Regions from separate parts of the Homo sapiens genome. Here region 1 is linked to region 2. The links are chromatin loops, found by intact Hi-C in ENCODE. Cell type or tissue: uterus. All regions are shown on one strand. Each heading gives the region's core, and the rest is flanking DNA. Links, peaks and the distances in the headings are about the cores only.

Region 1 (9,670 bases), core at 810-8,809, 52 kb after region 2:
AGGGGCGCCAGAGTCCCCGTCCCACTTCCTGGCGGCACTGCCCCCGGGCAGCTCCCTCCTCCCCTCTCTCCCTCCATGCCCCCACCCCATCTTGGGACGCTTCCAGGACCGAAGAGGCAGGAGGGGGATCGCGAGGGGAAGGCGCGGAGCTGGGGAAGGAGGAGCAGCGCCGGGCGCAGCAGCTCAGGGCGGTCCGGGAGGCTGCGCGGCGCTCGCGGACCCACGCCCCAGGACAGAGGACGCAGCTCCGAGCATCGCACGTGGCTTCCAGATTCCTCCCACCCCTACCCTGGCGACCACGAGAGGGGGTCGGGGGCATCTTCTTCCCAGCCCCAGCTGGACAAAAAGCCTTGCAAAAGGGAAGAAATTAAAAAGCAGGGGGAGGGAAGGTGAGGAGGGGAGGGGTGGGGGGAGAAGGAAAAAGTCCCTTCCAGCCATAGTGGGTCCCAGAGAGGAACAGAGGGGTGAACATAGGCAGGGTCCTCGGGTTCCCTCCCCACCTGCCTCCTCCCAGGGTATGTGCAGCGGCCTGGCCCATCCGCCTCTGGGGCGACCACGGGACACACCGCATGGCCACTGTCACTCTGAGTCCCCACCTGCCACACACTCATCCGCGACTTCTGGCTCTTTGATCTTCCCTTTACAAAATAGTCGTGCTTTGTTCACGACAGGGTGAAGGCCCCAGGGACGCGTTCTGCATGGAGGATGGCAAGGGGGAGGTTTGGTTGAATCAAGAACCCTTGATCGGCCCCTTGGGTTTCCAGCCCCCAAGAGCGCTCACACAGCCCACGTGTTATGTCCCAGCTCCGAGCAAAACAGCGTGCCAGTGTGGATGCCCCGAACTCAGACGCGGCCCCCTGGACACAGATGGGACTTTCTGTCCAGAAACAACCCAGCCCCCACAACAGCCTGGACGTTACACTGAGTTCATTTCGTTCCAATCAAAGAGCAAAATATATACCGTGAAGGGCCCACCTTTCCTTTTCTCCTTGTTCTATAGGGCGATTAGCATGGAGAAGCCATCACACTGTAGTGGAGGGGAGAGGGTGGCTTAAAAATAAATGGGCTCTGGGAGGGAAGGAGTAACTTGCAATGCCACTCTTGGCACTCTTGGCATTGTGCAGGAAACCCAACCCTCAGCTCTCACCCACACAGAACCCCATCATCTGCTGAGCTTCTGCCACTGCTGAATGTACCCCCGGGAAGAGCTCCGAGCCTCTGCCCTGCTGAATGCACTCCTAGGAGAGGCTCCAGAGAGGCCCCCAGCATGGCTACCCCTGTAGGAAAGCAGGCCGTGATGTTTCTAAACACAGGGGTGGCTTACCACAGTAAACATGCCAGTGCTCTGAGGTGTGGAGACTGCGGGAAGCGATTCAATATTTTCATGGAGGCTCATTATATTTGCTCCCAGACCAGAAAAGCCGGAGCCTATTACTGCTCTCTTGGTAGGATTTTTTTTTAATCCTTGTATATTACAAGAACATGAATTAAGCTCTGATGAACGCGATATTAATTAATTACATGAAGATCCACGTGGGAGACAGGAGGGGGTGGAGGGAGAGGTTGTGCTATGCAAATGACCGGGAGGAGAGATGCTGCCGGAATTGTGCTTCTCATTGTTTCTGGCTCCAGAACGTGGAGGCGTGCGCAGTGGGCTCAGCCAGGGAGGTTTACCTGCAGGCAGCAGATGTGGCTTCTGCAAGATTTAAAGCCTCTGGCACCATTACAGACGAGGAACGTTGCGGGGGGCCTGGGCATTGCAGCAGCGGAGAGGGAGGAGGGGAAGAAGGACTCCGGTTCAGGCCGCCATCTTCTCAAACTGCAAAGAGGGAATTTAAAATCCGTTTCACATGTTCCAAAATGGCTGCTCGCAGCCCGAGCCCAGGAAGGTTGCAAAGGGCCTTGTGTGGCTCAGAGAGCCTCCTGGACTCTTTCTGTCCATAAAACAGAGCCTGAGTGTTGCAAGAAGAGTCCTTGACTACTAAAGGCAGATCATTCTCCTCCAAAATATTTTGCAGAAACCACTTAAAACTCCCTCTCCAGCTCTGAGCCCCAGGGGGAGGGGCTGCTGCCACTGAAAGCTGGCAAAACAAAAATGACAAGGAAAAATGGGAGACTGAACTTGAAGATCAAGAGAGGGGGCCTATAGCCTGAGCCCAGATTCAGTGGCCACTTCCCAGGTGGCCCTTGTATGCTGCTGAGAGGTGACAGTGTGCTGGCAGCCCTCGCTCACTCTCGGTGTCTCCTTGGCCTCGGCACCCACTCTGGCTGCCCTTGAGGAGCCCTTCAGCCCGCCACTGCACTGTGGGAGCCCCTCTCTGGGCTGGCCGAGGGTGGAGCCGGCTCCCTCTGCTTGCGGGGAGGAGTGGAGAGGGAGGTGTTGAGGGAGAGTTGTGGAGGGAGAGGCGCGGGCGGGAACCGGGGCTGCCCAGGGGGCTCCCCGGGCCAGGGCGATTTCTTGGCGGGCCCCACACTCTGATCCGCTGGCTATTGCCAGCGGCTCCAGGCAGTGAGGGTCTTAGCACCCGGGCCAGCAGCTGGGGGGGTCGGGGGCGCCGGGTCCCCCAGCACTGCCGGCCCGCCCGAGCCATGCTGGAATTCTCGCCGGGCCTCAGCTGCCTCCCCATGAGGCAGGGCTTGGGACCTGCAGCCCGCCCTGCCCGAGCCCCACCCCCCACCCCCTCCTGGTGGGCTTCCGCTTGGCCCGAGCTTCCTCGACGGGGGCTGCCCCCTGCTGGGCAGCGCCCAGTCCCATGACCGCCCAAGGGTTGAGGAGTGCAGGCGCCTGACGCGGCCCTGGCACAGAATCCACTAGGTGAAGCCAGCTAGGCTCCTGAGGCGGGTGGGGACTTGGAGAACTTTTATGTCTAGCTATAGGATTGTAAGTACACCAATCAGCATTCTGTGTCTAGCCCAAGGTTTGTAAACACACCAATCAGTACCCTGTGTCTAGCTCAAGGTTTGTAAATGCACCAGTCAGTGCTCTGTGTGTAGCTAATCTAGTGGGGACTTGGAGAACTTTTGTGTCTAGCTAAAGGTTTGTAAACGTGCCAGTCAGCACCCTGTCAAAACAGACCAATCAGTTCTCTGTAAAACGGACCAATCAGCTTGCTGTAAAATGGACCAATCAGCAGGATGTGGGTGGGGCCAGATAAGGGAATAAAAGCAGGCTGCCCGAATCAGCAGGGGCAACTTGCTGGGGTTCTCTTCTGAGCTGTGGAAGCTTTGTTGTTTTGCTCTTTACAATAAATGTTCATTCTTTGGGTCCGCATTGCCTTTATGAGCTGTAACACTCACTGTGAAGGTCTACTGATGCCACCGAGACCATGAACCCACCAGGAGGAATGGAACGAATAACTCCTGACGGGAGGAAGGATCAACTCCAGAGGCGCCGCCTTAAGAGCTGTAACACACGGTGAAGGTCTGCACCTTCACTCCTGAAGCCAGAGAGACCATGAACCCACCAGAAGGAGGAAACTCCAAACATGTCCAAACATCAGAAGGAACAAACTCCAGACACACCACCTTTAAGAATTGTAACACTCACTGCGAGGGTCGGTGGCTTCATTCTTTAAGTTCGTGAGACCAAGAACCCACCAATTCCGGACACACTGCCACCCCCCGTCACCTTCAGCGTGAAGCGGGATGAGCCCTAGATACATAGCACCTTTCTCACCCGGACTGGAGACCTGTCCCCAGGGTAGGGGGTAGATTCCTGGGTGCCACCAGGCAGGGTCTGGTTCAAATGAGAAGATGATTGGCAGGTACAGTGACATGAGCTATGGGTCATCTGGAGATCCCTAAACACATGAGGTGTGGGTCCAGGCAGCAGAGAATCAGGTCCATGTGAAGGCAGGACCGATCCTGGAAGGCCAGGGAGCAAAAAGTCCACAAGACATGAGGTTTGGGAAGGAGTGTGAGCAACTAACTAGAGCTGGAAGCCAGCAGCAGGAGTGGCTTTTGATGTGGCTGGATAGGCTCAGAGGCTCAGGAACTTTGGCTCTAAAGCCACAACCATCAGTCAGTGAGACAGGTATGGGGCTGCAGGTAGAAGCCAGAGTCACCAGGCTGGGGGAGGGGAGTGAGAGGGAGGAGCAGAGGAAGGAGGCTCCCATCATGCCCCCTCCTCTTCGAGAAGTGTTCGCGTTCTTTTCTCTCCTTGATGTGAACATCAGTCAGAACGCCAGAGTCAAACATGCTCCTTAGCTGTAAGGTGTTGTTTATTAGGGATTCTGTCTGCCAGATATAGAACATCTCAAAAGCACCAGTCATAAAATGTCAGACATTTCACAAATGCTGTGATCGTTAATTTTATGTGTCAACCGGATTGGGCCACGGGGTGCCCAGAAATTTGGTCAAACATTAGAGTGTTTCTGTGAGGGTGTTTTGGGTGAGATTAACATTTATTTATGACAGAGTCTTGCTCTGTCACCCAGGCTGGAGTGCAATGGTGTGATCATGGTTCACTGCAGTCTCGACCTCCTGGGCTCAGGTGATCCTCCTGCCTCAGCCTCCTGGGTAGCTGGGATTAGAGGTGTGTGGCACCACACCCAGCTAATTTTTCTGTGTGTTTTTAGTAGAGACACGGTTTCACCATGTTGGCGAGGCTGGTTTGGAACTCCTGACCTCAGGTGATCTTCCCACCTAGGCCTCCCAAAGTGCTGGGATTACTGGCATGAGCCACCGAGCCAGGCTGAGATTAACATTTAAATCAGTGGACAGAATAAAGCAGTTTGTCCTCCCTAGTGTGGAGGGGGTCCTCATCATCAGTTGAAGGCCTGCACAGAACAAAAGGCTGACCCTCCTCCAAGCAAGAATGAATTTCTCTTCCCTGATGGTCTTCAAGCTGGAACAACAGCTTTGTCCTGCCTTCAGACTTGACCTGACATTGGCTCTCCTGTGTCCCGAGACTGCCAGCTTTCAGACTAGAACGTATACCATGGGCTGTCCTGGTTCTCAGGCCTTTGGATTCAGACTGGAACTCCACCATCAGCTCTTCCTGGTCTCCAGCTTGCCCACTGCAGATCACGGGACTTTCCAATCTCCATGATCACGTGAGCCGATTCCTAATAATAGATCTCTTTATATAAACAGGACCAACAGGAGAGGCAGAGATATAGACAGAGGGGAGAACCCTGACTAATGCGAATATTCACCAGCGATTTCCCCTGCTTCATCTGGGCTGGGGACATAAATTCAAGATGGGTTTGGAGCTAAAGTAGATCCTGGCTGGGAGCAGTGGCTCTCGCCTGTGATCCCAGCACTTTGGAAGGCTGAGGTGGGTGGGTCACCTGAGGTCAGGAGTTCGAGACCAGCCTGGACAACATGGCAAAACCCCGTCTCTACTAAAAATACGAAAATTAGCCAGGTGTAGTGGCGGGCGCCTGTAGTCCCAGCTACTTGGGAGACTGAGACAGAAGAATCGCTTGAACCCAGGAGGTGGAGCTTGCAGTGAGCTGAGATCGCGCCACTGCACTCTAGCCTGGGTGACAAAGCGAGACTCCATCTCAAAAGAAAAAAACAAAAAAAAATTAAAAATAAACAAAAATAAAATAGATCCTGTTTTTATCTTGAAAGACCAGAAGAGAATTTTTCTATATGTCTGTGCTAGATACTCTCTATGGCATTCAGCATCCAGTTCCACCACCTTGTAGCATGGGAGCTAGAAGGCTAAATGCTACATTTCCCAGACCACCTTGATTTTACAGGATACCAGCTGTAAACCAAAAAGCATCTGAGATAAGTCTCAATTAATTTAGAAAGTTTGTTTTGCCAAGGTTGAGGACCTGCCTGTGACACAGCCTCAGGAGGTCCTGACGATATGTGCCCAAGGTGGTTGGGGCACAGCTTGGTTTTATACATCTTAGGGAGACATGAGACATCAATCAATATATGTAAGCTGGGTCGGTCATGGTGGCTCACGCCTGTAATCCCAGCACTTTGGGAGGCCAAGGCAGGCGGATCATGAGGTCAGGAGATCGAGACCATCCTGGTTAACATGGTGAAACCCTGTCTCTACTAAAAATACAAAAAAATTAGCTGGGCGTCGGGGCAGGCGCCTGTAGTCCCAGCTACTCGGAGGCTGAGGCAGGAGAATGGCGTGAACACGGGAGGCGGAGCTTGCAGTAAGCTGAGATCGGGCCACTGCACTCCAGCCTGGGCGACAGAGCAAGACTCTGTCTCAAAAAAAAAAAAAAATTTTATATATGTGTATATATATATATATGTATGTGTATATATATATATATGTATGTATATATATATATGTGTATATATATATATATGTGTGTATATATATATATATATGTGTGTATATATATATATATATATATGTGTATATATATATATATATATATATGTGTATATATATATATGTAAGCGGTACATTGGTTTGGTCCGGAAAGATGGGACAGCTCGAAGCGGGGAGGCGCCTTTCAGGTCATAGGTAGATAATGGTTGCATTCTTTTGAGTTTCTGATTAGCCTTTCACTGAATACACAATTGACAGTAATAGTCACTCATGCCTTGGTCTGGCTCAGTGAAACAGTAGGGCAGAGGAAGCCATCAGATCTGCATTGGTCTCAGGTGAGCAGAGGGATGACTTTGAGTTTTATCTGTCCTTTGTCCACAAGGAATTTCCTTGTGGGCAAATTGTGAGGGAGGTCTGTAGCTTTTTTTTTTTTTTTTTTTTTGAGGTGGAGTCTCGCTCTGTTGCCCAGGCTGGAGTGCAGTGGCCGGATCTCGGCTCACTGCAAGCTCTGCCTCCCGGGTTCATGCCATTCTCCTGCCTCAGCCTCCCAAGTAGCTGGGACTACAGGTGCCTGCCACCACGCCCGGCTCATTTTTTGTATTTTTTAGTAGGGACGGGTTTTCACCGTGTTAGCCAGGATGGTCTCGATCTCCTGACCTTGTGATCCACCTGCCTCGGCCTCCCAAAGTGCTGGGATTACAGGCGTGAGCCACCGCACCCGGCCTAGCTTTTTCACCTTTGTAACTATCTTCTTTAGGAATAGAATGGGAGGCAGGTTTGCCAAGCTGCAGTTCCCAGCTTGACTTTCCCCTTTGGCTTGGTGATTTGGGGGTCCTGAGATTTATTTTCCATTCACACAGCTGTAATTTAGGGTCTACCCATAGATACACTGAATGCAGTATTTAGAAGGTGCAGGGACACAGCAGTCCTAACTCTTTCCTGCAGCGGGGGTGGTTCCTGAGCGAGCCCCAGCATATCTAGCTCCTGATCCCCTCTCACTGTCTAGTCTCCAGCTTCACGGGGACAACAGCTTCGTCCCACCTTCAGACCTGAACTGACATTGGCTCTCCTGTGTCTTGAGACTGCCAGTTTTCAGACTCAAACTTAACACTGTGGGCTGTCCTGGTTCTCAGGCCTTTGGATTCAGGCTGGAATTCCATCATCGGCTCTCCTTGATCTCCAGCCTGCCCACTGCAGATCCTGGGACCGGGAGGTGGGAAGCAGTGATGATGCTAGTCAGGATTTTCTTCTCGGTCACTTTGGAAGCCAGGGACCTCCGGCTGACGATGCTCCACCCTGGGCCGAGTCTGGCTTGTGCACTAGTTCCCGAGTTCTTGTCCCACGCTCAAAAAGAATGAGGATGCTCTGACAATCTCAGAGTGAGCAAGGCAGGGAGTTTTAGCGAGTGATGAAACAGCTTTCCGCAGAGAGGGGACGGAGGGTGGCCCCCTTACCGGAAGGCGGGGATGTGGGGGTAGTCCCCTTACCCAAAGGTGGGGACATGGAGGTGGTCCCCTTACCCGAAAGCAGGAAAGTTCCCCTAATATGGCTCAGTCCAGGGCTTGTTATGGGCTCAGAGGCTGGGAGGGCAGGCCGTAGGTAGTATTGAAAAAGGCAATATTTGATTGGTTGAAAGGCATTATTCAGAAAGAATCAATCGGGGAAGGGCGGGCAAACAGGAACAGAAGTTCTCACTCTGCGTCTCGGTTTCATCCGGCACCAGCGGTCCAGTCTTTCAGCCTTCAGGCTGTTTTTGGCTTGAAGGTGGGTTTCACCAGGCACCCATCCCTGTCTACGCAGGTGGCTGCCTCCTGTTGCATGGCTAGCAGTCATTTTAGGGGCTCCCTCTCATAGCCACAGTGCCGTGACCCTGAAGCTAGTGATGGACCCTAATGTCTTCTGTTTTAGCTTTCCATTAACTCTGAAAGCACCTAATTTCTTACATTAAATCCCTTTTGAGGCCAGGCATGGTGACTCGCACCTGTAATCCCAACACTTTGGGAGGCCGAGGCAGGTGGATCACTTGAGGCCAGGAGTTCAAAACCAGCCTGGCCAACATGGTGAAACCGTGTCTCTAGTAAAAAATACAACAATTAGTGAGGTGTGGTGGTGCACACCTGTAATCCCAGCTACTTGGGAGGCTGAGGCACAAGAATCAATTGAATCCAGGAGGCAGAAGCGGCAGTGAGCCAAGATCCCACCACTGCATTCCAGCCTGGGTGACAGAGTGAGACCCTGTCAAAAAAAAAAAAAAAGCCCTTTTGGCTTGGAACACCCAGAGTGTGCTTCCTGGTCTTGTTTCTGACTTTAAAGAGACAGTCTTTATCATTTCATCACTAAGTACAATGCTTGCTATGAGTTTTTGGTAGACAACCATGATTACTAGATGAAGTTATTATTATTATTCACAAGTGACCATTAAATTTTAATCCTGTACCTTTTCCATGTGTGTTGAGATTGTCCAGTCACCAGTCATCTGGTTTTTAACCTTAATCTGTTGGAGGCACTTCTGACTATGTTGGCATGAAAAGGTTGGTGAATTCTCTCCACAAAAAAACAAGTACGAAATGGACAAAATTAAAAATCAACCACCTTTGGGGGCTAGTCAACCAAAGACAGACAATGAGTTGAGAAGCTTCCATTATTGAGAAGCTGCAGAGCTTTTGGCAAGAGTAGTAAAGGTCTGTGGTCTTCTTGTTTAGGGATGCTCTATCCTCCCCAAGCTGGATCAGCAAGAACAGTTATGGTAAGTTTGGGGTAAGCAGCAAACCAGTCAGGAATTTCATGGCTAGGCACGGTGGCTCACGCCTGTAATCCCAGCACTTTGGGGGGCCGAGGTGGGCGGATCACAAGGTCAGGAGTTTGAGACCAGCTTGGCCAACATGGTGAAAACCCATCTCTACTAAAAACAAACAAAAATTAGCTGGGCATGGTGGCGTGCACCTGTAATCCCAGCTACTCAGGAGGCTGAGGCAGGAGAATCACTTGAACCCGGGAGGCGGAGCTGGCAGTGAGCCGAGGTAGGGCCACTGCACTCCAGCCTGGGCGACAGAGCAAGACTCCATCTCAAAAAAAAAAAGAAAAAAAGAAAAAAAAGAAATTTCACAGGGAGAACCTAGGAATAAGAGAGTACTGGAAAGGCTGAAACAAACTTTCCACAAACACCGCGCTGACTGGGAAACTATGAGCCTCCTCGGGGCGGGCCTGAACCAGCCCAGCACAGAGTGGAGGCCAAGGGATACTCGGCTTCAAATGCACTCCCAAATCCACACACACACAGAGCAGCGAGGAAAGAAGGCTTAGGTAGGGCCTAGGCGTTTGGGCACAAACTGTGCCTGAATTATTGGCTGATCACTAGGCAATGCAGACTCAAGGATAATTCCTGGGAAGGCAGGCTGAAAGATAAAAAATCTGAGCAAA
Region 2 (9,670 bases), core at 685-8,684:
ATAGACATGATGGTAAATGTCAGTTGGCTCTGGAAATTTCTTTCCTCCTGCAAGAATGAATAAAAAGACAAGGAAGGCCAGGTGCGGTGCCTCACACCTGTAATCCCAGCACTTTGGGAGGCCGAGCTGAGTGGATCACGAGGTCAGGAGTTCAAGACCAGCCTGGCCAACATGTCAAAATCCCGTCTCTACTAAAAATACAAAAATTAGCAGGGTGTGGTGGCACATGCCTGCAATCCCAGCTACTCGGGAGACCGAGGCAGGAGAATCGCTTGAACCTGGGAGGCGAAGGTTGCAGCAAGCTGAGATTGCACCACTGCACTCCAGCCTGGGTAAAAGAGCGAAACTCTGGCTCAAAAAATGAAAAAAAAAAAAAGAAAGAAAAGAAAAAAGACAAGAGAAGAAAAACAATAAGCCCACGGTAAAAAGGTGACACAGGACAAGGAAAAAGGAACAGAATTTTGCAGACTTGGAGGAAGCACAGATTCTATACGAGCTCTGGGGAAATTTTAGGAAGTTGTTTGACGTGCTCCACATGAGATGCAAAAAACATGGTCTCTGTGAAAGAGAAATCAAACAAAGCCAAAAAGCAGCAGAAAGGCCAAAGGAGTTCCGACTCTTGTGGCACTCACGGTTCTGAGAAAAGAGAAATTGTGCAGGTTGACGTCATCCTAGAAAGTGTGGAGAAGGAAGTGGAACTGGTTTGGAGCATACATTTGATATCAGCCGTGAATAGGCATTTTAAGTGCAGAAAGCAGTATGAGAGGCTGGGATCCTCACTGAAGTGGAGCCTGCTGCAGGGTTTCTGGGGGTGGATGTGGCAGGTGGTCATGGGAAGCACCTGCAGGGGAGGGGGTAAGTGGGGCAGGGAAGGTGAAGCAACCTCAAAAGGGTGAGGTAGCAACATGTCTCCTCCGAGAGAGAGCGGAGCTTAATCCCACTGCAGAACTCTGGAAAATGGCATCCTTGCCATGCGCCTCAGAATTATCTCACCAGAAGAGCAAGAAAGATGAGGTCTTTATTCACTTACTCCCACAAGTCACTGGATAAGGGCTGCTCCCTGGAGGTGCTAATTCCTTGGGGCTTCCTAACTCCTGCTGTCCACAGGCCAAGAGAACCTCATGGGAACAGAGCGTCTCAGGCAAAGAGCCTTGGTGCAGCCGTGGAAAAGACAGGCCAGAGCTGAGGACCACAGGGGTACGCCAGGGCAGGGGCAATGTATCTTTCAACAAGGGTAGGAGGAGTGACCAGAAGAAGCATGGGCAGGGCCGGGAACATGAGCTCGACTGAGAAGATGGTCCTGGGGGTGGTGGGATATAAGGGTGAGTCCATAGATCGGAATGGTGTTTGTAAAAACTCAGCCTTAGCCGGGTGCGGTGATTCACGCCTGTAATCCCAGAGCTATGGGAGGCCAAGGTGGGCAGATCACCTGAGGTCAGGAGTTCGAGACCACCCTGGGCAATATGGTGAAACCCCATTTCTACTAAAATACAAAATTAGAGGCCGGGCACAGTGGCTCACACCTGTAATCCCAGCAATTTGGGAGGCCAAGGCGGGTGGATCACGAGGTCAGGAAATCGAGACCATCCTGGCAAACACGGTGAAACCCCATCTCTACTAAAAATACAAAAAATTAGCCAGGCATGGTGGTGAAAGCCTGTAGTCCCAGCTACTCGGGAGGCTGAGGCAGGAGAATGGTGTGAACCCAGGAGGCGCAGTTTGCAGTGAGCCGAGATGGCACCACTGCACTCCAGCCTGGGAGACAGCGAGACTCCGTCTCAAAATAAATAAATAAATAAATAAATAAATAAAAATAAAATAAAATACAAAATTAGCTGGGTATGGTGGCGCACATCTGTAGTCCCAGCAACTCGGGAGGCTGAGGCATGAGAATCACTTGAGCCAGAGAGGCAGAGGTTGCAGAGAGCCAAGATCATGCCACTGCACTGCAGCCTGGGTGACAGAGCGAGACTCCATCTCGGAAAAAAATAAAAATAAAAATAAAAACTCTGCCTGGGCCAGGCACAGTGACTCACACCTGTAATCTCAACACTTTGAGAGGCCAAAGCAGGAAGATCCGTTGAGACCAGAAATTTGAGACCAGCCTGGGCAATGTAGGGCGACCCTATCTCTACAAAAACATTAAAAAAAATTAGCCAGGCATGGTGGGTCACACCTCTAGTCCTAGCTACTCAGGAGGCGGAGGTGGGAGGATAGCTTAAGCCCGAGAAGTGGAGGCTGCAATGAGCCATAATTGCCCCACTGTACTCCAGCCTTGGGACAAAGTGAGACGCTGCCTCAAAAAATAAATAGATAAATAAATAAGTAAAAGCCTGCCTAGGAAGTTTGGACTTGATATCCAGGAACTGGGATTCATTGCACAGCTTCAAACAGTCTCTTGGGTCGGTTCTTAAACAAGGGTGTACTGGGTTGAATCGTGTCTCACCAGAATTCATGGTTCAAGGTTCAGAATCTGTGAATGTGGCCTACTGTGTAAATAGGGCCTTTGCAGGTGTAATGAAAGTTAAGATGAGGTCCTACTGGACTACAGGAGGCCCTAAATTGGATATGACTGGTGTCCTTTGAAAATAAAAAGAAGAGAAGACACACACACACACACACACACACACACACACACATGCGGAGGCCATGTGAAGATGGAGCAGATATCAACGGGAGGCAGCTGCAGGCTGCCAAAGGACACCAAAGATTGTCGGAAGCCCCCAAAACCTAGGAAGAGGCATGGGTTAGATCCTCCCCTACAGCCTCCAGAAGGAACTGACCCTGCCAACCCCTCGATGTTGGACATCTGGCCTTCTGAACTGTGAGAGGATACACTTCTGTGGTTTCAAGCCCCTCGGTGTGTGGTACTTGGCTACAGGAGCCCCAGAAAACTGCCACAAAGGGTTAGGTGAGGAAGACCAGGCTGAAGGACCGTGGGAACAGGCTGGAGGGAGGAAACCCAGGTTGCCGAACTCCTACGATGCTGGTCCTTCAGGTCTCAGGCAGAAAGCTGTTTCCCCAGAGGGTGCTTCCCTGGACATCAACGCCCACCAACTCTTCCTGGCTAAGTCACATAACCCTGCCATACGTTCTCACACCTATCCTTTTGCCTGCAGCATTTCTGTGGTTTGTCTGGGCAGGGGCTTTGGGGATGATGCTGAGAACCATTTTGGAAGGAAAAAGACAATAAATATGATGACAGATAATGTCTAGAGTTTGAAGGAGTAGAGACAATGAGTGACTCCAAGTCTCATAACCTAAGAGTTGAGCTGCTACTCTTTTTTTTCTTTTCTTTTTTTTTTTTTTTTTTTTTTTGAGATGGAGTCTCACTCTGTTGACTAGGCTGGAGTGCAGTGGCGCGATCTCAGCTCACTGCAACTTCTACCTCCCAGGTTCGAGTGATTCTCCTGCCTCAGCCTCCCGAGTAGCTGGGATTACAGGGGTGCACCACGACGCCCAGCTAATTTTTGTATTTTTAGTAGAGATGAGGTTTCACCATGTTGGCCAGGCTGGTCTCAAACTCCTCACCTCAGGTGATCCGCCTGCCTCAGCCTCCCAAAGTGCTGGGATTATAGGCAAAAACCACCTCACCCGGTGTGAGCTGCTACTCTTAACAATGTGGTCCATGTGAAGGAAACTGTGGGGAGAAATGGAGGGAAGGAGAAGAAAGGTGACGAATTTAGTGTCAGTCCTGTAGGATTTAAGACTAGAGCCCACAAGGAGGGAGAGAGTTAAAATCACCAATGGCTTTTGAAACAAAACTAAATACTGTAACAGAGCAAATCACTGCCGATGGGCAATCCAACTTAGAGACTGTGAGTGGTAAATTTATAACCTAAATAAGTATCTCCATACATACAGCATGCTTCCTCTCCCCTTGTCTAGCAAAAGACGCAGTAGACGCTATCGCTTCTCTCCTGCACCTCCTGGAAAGCATGTGTGATAAGAACTAAAGAGATAAATACATGAACTGTCTACTCTGGAGCCCTTCATAAACACAGATAAACAAGCTGTGCTCCTCCACTCTTGAAGAGTCACTAATCTGGGCAGATCTGCCCAACTTCCACATCGAGAATGTTCCTCTTTGGGCATGATCCTCTCTGACAGCCACACCTGTTGTTCTCAAGCCGCACCATCATTAAACACTCTAGGTATTGGTCTCCGAGACTCAGCAATGGGACAGACAGGCTTAAATGATTCCCCACCAATGCCAAACACTTGTTTTTTCTTCCCCAGTGATGTTGGGTCATCTGTTGGACAAACATGGCTTGTTATCCTTAGAATGACATCATTTTACTGGAAAGTGCAGGCCAGGCACGGTGGCTCACGCCTGTAATCCCAGCACTTTGGGAGGCCAAGGCGGGTGGATCACCTGAGGCCAGGAGTTTGAGACCAGCTGGACAACATGGTGAAACCCAGTCTCTACTAAAGATATCAAAAATTAGCTAGGCATGGTGGCGTGTGCCTGTAATCCCTGCTACTCGGGAGGCTGAGGCAGGAGAATTGCTTGAACCCGGGAGGTGGAGGTTGCAGTGAGCTGAGATCTCACCATTGCACTCCAGCCTGGGCGACAGGGCGAGACTCCGTCTCAAAAAAAAAGAATTGGAAAGTGCTGTGGCCTGAGGGCAGGGGGGCTATGGAGAGGTTCAGGCAGAGCAGGAAGCAGATGTGGAGACAAGCTGTGCCCGCCACGTTCCAGGCAGCAGGGCCATGAGGTATTCACAGTACATCACCAAAAATGTTGCCACTGAACTATGAAAAATGTGGCCAAAGTCTTTACTCAAATTAAAGGCAAGAACCTATATGAAACAAAAGAATAGATCAGAGATACAAGAGCTCAGGAGAGATAAGAGGAAATGGTTTGTGATCTGGAATAATGCAGAGAAGTGGAAGGAAAAAACAATAAAAATAAAAATAAAACCCCTGAAGAAATGAAGATGTTCTAGAAAGAATCACAGGAGAGGACACTCTGCTGAAAGCCGGGTAAAGAACAGAAGAGAAGTGAGAAAAGCGATCCAAAGCAAATGGAGGCAGAGCCCTGTTAAATCTTTTAACTGTGTTCAGCCCACAGTTGATCAAATTCTGCTGATTTCAGGACCTCACTTTTCAGAAAGTACTCACTGGCATTCCAGTAAACTTGGGTTCCACAAAACACATTTTGGGAAATGGTGTTCTAGATCAGCAGTTCTAACTGGGCATGACCAGGGGACAACTGATGATGTTGAAAGACATATTTGGGGCCAGGTGCGGTGGCTCACGCCTGTAATCCCAGCACTTTGAGAGGCCAAGGCAGGCAGATCACTTGAGGTCAGGAGTTTGAGACCAGCTCGGGCAACATGGTGAAACCCTGTCTCTACTAAAAACACAAAAATTAGCCAGGTCTGGTGGCAGGTGCCTGTAATCCCAGCTACTTGGGAAGCTGAGGCAGGAGAATTGCTTGAACTCAGAAGCTGGAGGTTGCAGTGAGCTGAGAACACACCACTGCACTCCAGCCTGGGTAACAGAGCAAGACTCCATCTCAAAAAAAAGAAAAGAAAAGAAATACATATGTGGTTGTCATGACTGAGTGGGTCTAGTGTGTAGGGATCAGGGCACCCTACTACTGGCATCTAGTGGGTAGGGATCAGGGACACTGCTAACGTCCTACAATGTTCAGGACGGGCCTTCACAACACAGAATTATCTGGTCCCGTATGTCAACAATGCCATTGCAGAGACCCCTGCCCCAGAGGATCATGGGGTATTTACACTTATGCTGCAATAAATTCTGCCGAAATAACTTTGTACAAAAGAGGCCCCATGGTTCGAGTATTGCTTAACCACGCCTATGGCCTTTGGGGTTCCCTGTTGGTAGAGCTGGCTGTAATGGGAATGATGGGAAGAAGGGAGTGGACTTGGAAGGGCTTTGGAAACAAGTGGCAAGTTCCAATTCCTGCAAAAGAAGAGCTGCAAAGAAGCATGGAAAGTTTGAGGTGTCATCGGAGAGAGGACAGAGTGGAGCAGGCGGGAAACCTCGCTGTGTGGGCTGACCTTCATACCGTTCATTCGAGATTTTCATTTCAGCCACTCTCATTCATGGTGTGTGGACCCCAAAATAGAGGGGGAAAATGGAGCAGAAATATTACCCAAGACTCCAGGCTGATCTCTGCTTCTCCCCCACAGGAGTGGGGAGGGCCCTGCCAGCAGGTCCACCTACCCAAAGAGCACAAGGCCCCAGCCTGCTGGCCTACTGCACCTGAGGGGCAGTTGGTACGTATCCAGGGCTCTGCAGAGGGCGGGTCTTGGCAGAGTGGCAGCTCTTCCTCTTCCTCCTTTGACAGCCCATTCAAGGGCATTAAAAAGAAGCTTCCAGTGAACTTCTATTTGACTCCATTACCTCACTGGTAACCTGCGAAATGCCAAATGCTGCCACTTGCCCTGCGGGAAGTGATTTTGTCTCTCACCCATGAATGTCACCACAGAAGCTAACTTCAATCCCCAGTGATGGATTGGCTTCTCTTCCTTCAGCACAACTCAAATGCCAGGCGTCAAACACAAAGAGACTCACCTCTGCCTCTCTCTGAGCTCTGGGCTTTCTTTGGTATTAAAATCACAAGCTGCCACTTCCATAGCCTGAAAGAGACATGGAAAATCATTTATTCAAAAAAAAACGCTTAACTATGATACAGCCACACTATAAAATATTATGCAGCCACTAAAAAAAGGATGTATTAAAGACTATTTAAGGAAATGGAAAAATGTTCACATTATGATGATAGCTAAAAAAAGCAGAATACGATATGATCTCAAGTCTGTAAAAATAAAGAGAAAAACTAAAAGGCAGAAAAAGATTATCTTTTATCTCCAGACAGGAAAACTGTAGATACTTTATTTCTTCATACCTTTCTATATTTTTCAATTTTTCTACATGAGAATGTATTACTTGGCTGATAAGCAATTAAAAGTTTGTTTTCAAAAGAAAGCATAAATCATTTTACTCTCTTCAGACTCAGAGTAATAATGTTCTGATAACTGACATCCCCACAAGAAGAGCCTACAGCTGAAGACACCAGCCACCTGCTCTCCTAATTTATCCCAAAGAACCTCCCAAAACTGGCCCACAGACATCTTCAGGGGTCCTCCTTCTGGTGGAGGGAGTGGGCAGGAAGGGGTACTGGGAATCACAGCACGACTCATTGTCACAAAGCCAGAGATACAGAAAGAGCACGTTAACTGCACGAACCCATTCCAACCACAAAGCAAGAGCCACCCACCCTCCAATGAGATGCATTCTGTTCCTCCAACTTTGACACCTATGGAACTTTCCAGAAGCCAGCTGTCCCCGCAAGATGGTTCTGGACCCAGGAGCATGTCTTAGACCTGGTACCAGAACTCAGTGACATGTCTGGGTGACCTGTTCATAGGGGCACCTGACAGAGGGGTGCCAGCCAGTCACAGAGGCCCAGACAAGTAGGAAAAAAGGCTGCCATGAGTCATCCCTCTCCAACCCCAGACCTTGGGTTGCGAGCCTGGAAAATCACCTGCTGTGTCCTCACGGCCCTCGGCTCTCCCATCACACACCAGAGCATGCTGGGGAGGCTGGCAGGTGGGCAGTGGGCACAGAGGCTGGCCAGAGGGTGGGAGATTATACTGCAGGATTATTTCCCCAGATCCATTCATTCCACACCCACTTATCGAGCACCTGCAGGCTATGAGGCAGGGCGTGTGGCAGGCAAGGGGGCAGGATAATGCATACCTGGGCACCATCTGTCTTTAACACAGCGGTTCTCACCCTGCAGCTGCATCAGCCTCACCTGCAGGGGCTTCCTTAGAACCTGCCTCTAGTTCTGATTCAGCAAGTCTGGAGTGGGACCCCTACATTTTGCATTTTCCACAAATCCCCAGGTGACGCTGCGGTTGTGGCTGCCGGTCAGGGGACCCTACTTGGAGAGCCACTGAGGAAACAGCAGGGAGGAGGCAAGGTTGAAACCCATTAGCTCCTCCACCCTATGGAAACAGACACAGCACGTGGGATGGCGGGACACAGTCACAAATCCAGACGGGCACCAGCCTCGCCTCCTTTTGGGTGTGGAGCTGACCAGGCTTACATAAGCAGCCCAGTGCCTGCAGAGGGCGAATCCCTCCTCCGGGAAGCCTGTGTCTCAGATGGAGGGGCAGGAGGAGGGCATCGTCCCAGCCCCTGGTCCTGAGCTTTTGTTTCTCAGGGACATCTGTGCCCAGAGATGGAGCCATCTTCCAGCCATCTCGTCGGAAGCCAAGTTGCCCCGAGACTCATTGGAATTCAGCTTGCTTATAAACACCTGGAGGTTTTGAGATTAGGCTGAGGTCTGGGGCTCGGGGATTTTGCTTGGGGAGTTTATCAGAGTTAAGTCGGCGTAGGTGAAAGGCGGTGGATGAGCCTGATGGGGGAGGTGGCAGGCATCAGTAAAGTGAGTGCATTATTCACACATCTCCTTCCACCAGAACGAAAGCTCGCCTTCCACTCAAGAATGCTTCTCAACACCCTTCGATTTTTTTTATCCGTTTTTAAAGGAGGCAGAGAGGAAAAGATCATAATTTTTAATTAAGAAATTAAGCCATCCCCTTCCTAAATATTCACTGTGCATTTATCGCCTCCAGGAAGGGGGAGGGGAGAGTCCAACCGTTGCAGGAAAATGGTTTTCATCATCCGCAAAATCCGATGCCCAAAATAGCCCCATCGTTGCCCTGGCAACTAACATTTGCTCCCCCTTCCCCCTCCTCCCCGATGCCTTTGCATATTGCTGCATATTTCTATCATCTCTTTCCAGGCACAGTTCATAAACACGACGGCATAATAAAGAATGTTATCACCAATGACTTACAGCCCAGCTGCGCCCGGCGAGATAGGAAGTGGCAAGCAGATACAATTTCATGCAGCGAGGGCAACGGAGCGATTGGGTGCCCTTCAAATGTGATGCCACTTCTTTAAGTCAGTCCAAATTCAGAAATAAAGTTGGCCTCGCCCTTTTCCTGGCCGCCATCGACAACGCATGCAGGGATAATGCCCCGGAGTCTAATTAGGGCTGGAAAGATGTTGCCCTGAGATGGGGATTATTCCAACAGCCTCCTTCGCGGCCCCGCTCGGCCCTCGCCTCCCCTCCCGCCTCCCCTCCTCTCCCTTGTCAAAGGGCCGAGGCCCCAGGATGTGGCCTTTTTGAATTAATTATCCTCTCTTCGCAAGGATTATTCGGGCTCCCATGGCTAGGGGCAGTGGGGGTGGGGCAGGGGCCGCCGCAGATGAAGATCCGGGAAGATTTTCCACACCCGAACCCCGCTCCTTTAGTTTCAGGGGGTGGCAGCGTTAATTGCGGGGACTCACTCTGCATGGGGTTAATGCAAGGAGAGAGGGCACTCTCTAGACCCTCAGCAGCCACTTCTGTCCAGAGAGGGTGGAAGGTCGGGGACCTTTCTCTCACTGCCCCCCAAGGCTTACACAACTCTATAAGCCTCTCCTCTGGTTCTTGTTCTAGACGGGGCCAGAGCTTTAGTTTTTTTGCTTAAAATAATAAAGATATGGCTGGCCGCAGTGGATGGGCCCATCCAGAAGAAGAGGGAGAAGTTTATTCTGGCTTTGGGGGCTCCTACAATTTCCTTGGGCAAGGATCAGGAGGTTAAAGATCAAGGCCAAACTTATCTGCCCGCCTCCA

The links. Hi-C counts contacts between places; a loop is a spot of excess contacts. Peaks named below come from ENCODE experiments on the same cell type or tissue, not always from the same donor. Only the 100,000 strongest peaks of a DNase experiment are listed, where the experiment ranks them.
Region 1: it touches region 2 in a loop (2.6-fold over the local background); 2 of 110 quality-filtered maps call a loop at or near these places.

What each region holds. Positions count from the first base shown.
Region 1 is chr17:77,519,150-77,528,819 of GRCh38, reverse strand. It overlaps LOC400622 (a long non-coding RNA gene), which reads right to left and starts at 1,819. Exons shown (of 3, transcript NR_148967.1): 1 at 1,675-1,819. RefSeq lists enhancers at 193-693, 694-1,194. In uterus, for the core only: no CTCF peak of the experiment used is centred there; no DNase peak of the experiment used is centred there.
Region 2 is chr17:77,570,868-77,580,537 of GRCh38, reverse strand. No RefSeq gene overlaps it. Among named protein-coding and RNA genes, the nearest start is that of LINC01987, 150 kb to the left of the region's middle. RefSeq lists enhancers at 565-674, 7,097-8,035, 8,036-8,975. In uterus, for the core only: no CTCF peak of the experiment used is centred there; no DNase peak of the experiment used is centred there.